Regions from separate parts of the Mus musculus genome. Here region 1 is linked to region 2. A link is a loop called in an ENCODE intact Hi-C map of the cell type or tissue named here. Cell type or tissue: gastrocnemius. All regions are shown on one strand.

The links. Peaks named below come from ENCODE experiments on the same cell type or tissue, not always from the same donor. Only the 100,000 strongest peaks of a DNase experiment are listed, where the experiment ranks them.
Region 1: a loop joins it to region 2, with 7 times the contacts of the local background. A loop is called at or near these places in 31 of 42 quality-filtered maps.

The regions. Positions count from the first base shown.
Region 1 is chr2:112,500,281-112,502,780 of GRCm38, forward strand. All of the region lies in intron 1 of Aven (apoptosis, caspase activation inhibitor), which reads left to right. It overlaps Gm22676 (a small nucleolar RNA gene), which reads left to right and starts at 589; the gene lies at 589-717. It also overlaps a transcript of Chrm5 not described here. In gastrocnemius, a CTCF peak has its summit at 1,097; a DNase peak (open chromatin) is centred at 1,120; H3K27ac peaks cover 1,217 bases.
Region 2 is chr2:112,766,894-112,769,393 of GRCm38, forward strand. The region is part of intron 48 of Ryr3 (ryanodine receptor 3); the gene reads right to left. Among named protein-coding and RNA genes, the nearest start is that of Gm22676, 270 kb to the left of the region's middle. In gastrocnemius, a CTCF peak has its summit at 1,001 (motif pointing left); a DNase peak (open chromatin) is centred at 970.

The sequences.
Region 1 (2,500 bases), 270 kb before region 2:
TTTTGTATTTATCAAATCACGTTATAACACCAAGAGACATTGTTAATTGATTGTGTATTCAGTGAGACAGTCACTGTGTATAAAGAGCTATATGTGCTTCCATATGTATGAATGGATCCTTATCATTTATGACTGGAAAATTAAAACTGTTCAGTTAGCGAATACTTAAATGTGCTGTGTGAATTTCATGTGTGCATGTATGTTTTGAGTTCCTTGGGCATCTAGAGTTGTGCTGTTATAGTTTATGTCTGCTCATTTGACCTTGTGTTTTTTTGTGTGGTTGTTTACGTGTTAGATGCAGTCTGTACTTTCTACACTCTGGAGTGTGGATTACTTAGAAGTGTGACACAACAGCATTGTCCATCAACAAAAGTTCTGATCACAGGATTCTCTTTTTTCTCTCTTTGATTGTTATTAGGCACGGTCTTCTATTCCACAGCCCAGGCTGTCCTGGAACAAGATACTGTAGCTTGAGATGGCCTTGATCCTCCTGTGGGGATTATAGGCAAGTGCTACCACATCTAGCAGGACACCACTGTTCCCAAGAAACAAATACTAGAGACCTAGAGTCGAAAGCTAACCTGTAAACGGGTGTGCTCAGAGCAGGGGGCCTGAGGAATGGCTCCTCTGTTTATAACACACCCAATATAAACCTGGTCATGATGTGAGGAGGGCTACAAAGTTTGTTGCCGTCCCCCAAACACATGTCCTACACATTTAAAAACAAAGCAAAGCAAAGCAAAGCAAACCAAACCAACCAAGAAACATAAAATTGTGTCTTTTAGCTTCATCAAAAAGCAGTTGACTGACTTCTCTGTCAAATGCAAGTTGTGTTAACTCCACCTCCAAAGCCGCTTTTCCAACTCCAAAACAATGAACATAAACATCAGCCCAGAGTAGGAGGGTGAGGGCCTGAGCCTGTTGTGCTGGAAGGGCCCTGGGCTCAGCACCCAGAAGACAGCCCGGCCAGACTTGCATCCCCTCCCCTGGAAGACAGCCCGGCCAGACTTGCTTCCTCTCCCCTCTCTAGAGCTGGGCTTGCTCTCAAGCCTCATGAAACTAGCGATCAAAGCACAGTTTTAGCTCTGAACAGCAGGTGGGGCAAGTAGCACACTACTTTTCAAATGAGCCCTGGGCCCTGGGCCACTGGCAGACAGCAGCAGGGAACGCTCCTTATTGGCTGTGGATCTTAACTATCAGTGTAGTGCTTCCCCAGTCCCGGGCTCTCTGTCCCAGGCCACTGGAGAGATCTGCGAAAGGATGCATCCACACCACTGATCTCTCTGTTGTTTCTCCTCCCTTTGTTTTACAGAGACAATTCTGGTTTTTAAACATTGTCACTGTGCATATTATTTGTTCACAGGCCTATGTTACTTGAAAACCCTTTTTACAAGTATGCAAATGCTGCGCTCCCCCTACCCTCTTCCCACTCTGGTGACTTCCTTTGTTCCTCAGTTTCCCTTCTTTCATACAGGTGCTTTACGCACACATATGTAATTTTATCTCTCTCTCTAGAAACCACAGACAGAGAAAGCACTTTTCTCCTGACTTTGGCTGTATTCGCTCTATCACCCCCAGCCAAGCCCATCTTTCTGCAGATGCTGTGCCTCCATCTTTCTTTAGGATTGAAATAATCCTGTCCAGCATATAGATCGGATTTGCTTTATTCATCCCAGCAGAGGAAACTCTTTAAGTGGTGGAGTGTTTTACTTTTGGGAGATGTGAGACATTTTGCCTTCCTGGTCAACAGCATGCATGCCTGGCCCAAGACTAGTTGACAGCTGGGTGTGCTTAACGTGGCAGTGGGTATTTTACCTTAACGTGACATTTCCAGATGGAAATGTTTCCTGAAACTGGTTTGTCCCGTAAATTTCAGGCCTAGAGTGGTACCACGATGTTAGTACAGTTTTACTTATTAATGTATATTGGGGCTCAACATCAGAGTAGAACATATATCTATAGAATATACCATGTGAAGTATCAGATTTTGGGAGTTATTAATTTTTTTGGGTCTTTAGCATCTTCTGATATATTGATTTTTATTTAGTGTTCGTTCTTACTATCTGGATGGCAGAAATAGAATTTACATAGTTAGTGGCTTTTTTGGTTCCACTTCCATTTCACCCAACTATCATACCTTAAAAACACATTTATTTCGTTATTATTTCTATTTATGTGTATGTGTGTGAGTGCATGTCAAGTGTATGCTGGTGCCCATGGAGGCCAGAAGACGGGATCAGATCCCCTGGGGCTAGAGTTACAGGCAGATGTGATCGGCCTCACTTGTGTGCCAGGAGCCAAACTTAGGTCCTTTGCAAAAAGTATTACATGTTCTTAACCTTCTCAGCTGCTGAGACATCCCTCCAGTCCTACACATGCCTGTAACCCCAGCACTCAGAAAGCTGAGAATCATGAGTTTTTGCTCTGCCAAAACTAGAGCATGAGTGTTGGTAGAACTTAATTTGTCTTAGCTTTCCAGCTCTAGTCTTGTGCTGTTATT
Region 2 (2,500 bases):
TTATTCATGAGATGGTTAGCTAGAACGGAACTCCCTAGTTAGAACCATGACTTGGGTGTGAAAGCCCTCGCCCTAGGAGTGAAAAGTTCTCACACCTGGCTTCTAAGACTATAGCTGACCTTAGATAGGGCTGACTCTGTCTCGGTTATTTTATTGCCCAGTTCCTGCCAGTCTTTGCGTTTTCATTCCTCTGTTCTGTGTAAGAGTCATTAAGCATCCGGTTACCTCATTTGTACCTTGCGGGTATGTCACCCAACTTCCTTATTGTCTTCTGCATAAAAAGTCTGATGTTCGATTTGAAAAATTATATTCAGATTCCACACGAACTCTCCTGTGTGCGTCTGTTTGTCAATCATTCTACGCTTTGTCCACCTGAGACTAGAGACCCGTTCCACGCAGACAAAGGGGCCCAGAGGGTCTGCGGCAGAGTAGGAGAGACTCAACTCAAGAAAGCTGTTCTCTGATCTCTGCATGTTCCCTGGAGCACAGGAATTTCTCTCTCTCTCTCTCTCTCTCTCTCTCTCTCTCTCTCACTCACACACACACAGAGGCACCCACTTACACACACACATGCACACACCCATTCCGTGCACACCCAATAATAAAACATAAAATTAAAAAAGCAGCATAAATTAGGACTAAGCCTCAAACCAAAGAGTGTCTTAACACAGATCTTAGATAAATCATAGTGGATGGTAAAGCCCCAGTTTGAAAATGGAATGTGGTTAAAATATAAAAAAGAGGCATGTGGTAATGAATTGGGGTACTTAAGGTTAATTTCCAATGGCTGTGCATGAAGATGATGTGGGGCTGTATGCACGGAAAATATATTCAGTGATTATGTGCAAAATACGTAACAGAAAGATGCGGCTGGCTTTATAGCTGTCTCCAGAGACTTCTCAGAACTAAGAATTTTCTTTAAAGACAGTCTCACTATGTAGCTGCAAAGGAAGAAGATAAAGCAGGCCAGCTGCAGAGGTGGAATCCGACTCCACCTGCTGGTATGATCTGAAGGCAACCCTAAAATCTCCTTCATTATCATCTGGTCCAGGAATTTCACATTATTAGAACGATTTCTTTGGGCTTCTTTTTTTCTCTCAAAACAACTCTGTACATGTCAAACACAGAAATTAAAGATTAATTAAAGACTTATCAAATTACTGAGTTCATGGCTGTGGTATTTGGTGCAAGTAAATTCTGAGACAGAGAAAGGAGAGAGAAGAGGGGCTAACTTTTACTTTTCAGATGCCAAGCGAAAGTCAAGAGGTCCCTATGGATTCTCTCCAGTGCATTTAAAAAATATTTATTTATTTATTTAATGCATATAAGTACACTGTCGCTGTCTTCAGACACAACAGAACAGGGCATCGGATCTCATTACAGATGGTTGTGAGCCACCATGTGGTTGTTGGGAATTGAACTTAGGACCTCTGGAGGAGCAGCTAGTGATCTTAACCTCTGAGCCATCTGTCCAGCCTGAGTTATGTTTGTATATGTGTGTGTGTATGTACATGTATGTATATATATACATACATACATATACACACATATATACACACACACACACACACACACATATTTAATTTTAGTTCATGAATCCCCAAATTCCTTTCATAGCCACCTGAGGAGATACGGAGGCAAGACCAGGAACTTCACTGGTAAAGAAGATGCACAGGAGAATTCATCAAAGCACCTTCAACAAGGAGGACAAATACAGGTGACAAGGAACAAAACTTGTCTATTTCACAACCCTTCTTTTTTGTTACTTTTGTTTTTAATGGCTGAGGATATATATTTTTTAATTTGGGAAAATTATGAATGGGCAAAAAGAAAGAAAGAAGAACCCATGTGTTAAAAACTAAGACTTCTCACTTAAAGGCAGAAGTCACAGCCAGTGAAGTGACATCAGGCAGTTTCCAAGTTGGCATTCTAAGCTGAGTGGCTGAAATGAGGAGGTCTCTGCATTTTTACTAAAGGTCTCTGCAAATTTTAAAAGAAGACAGTGTTCTTAATTCCTAAAAACTTGCCTTGTGATAAAAGGCTCTGGGTTAAGAAAGGCGAATCAAAACCCATCCCCAAAGAAACAGTCCTACCTGAATCTAGTAATTATGACTCAAAATTCACTCGGTGTTTCTTATCACTATTCAATGGTAATAAAGGGGGACAACAAATCTCTGACTCTATTGTTGACTGACTGTCCTGGCTAGTTTATGCCATCTTGACACAATATAGAATCACCTGCCAGGAAGGGGCCTCAGTTGAGAAAATGCCTCCATAAGATGGGCTGTGGGGGATTTTCTTAATTAGCAGTTGATGTGGGAAGGCTCTGCCCATTGTGGGTGGGGCCGCCCCTGCCCCTGGGCTTGGTCCTAAGTCTATACTTAGGCTGAGCGTGAGGCCAGCCAGTAAGCAGCACTCCTCCGTGACCTCTGCTTCAACGCCTGCCTCCGGGTTTCTGTCCTGACCCTGTTCTGACTTTCTTCACTGAACAGTCATACCG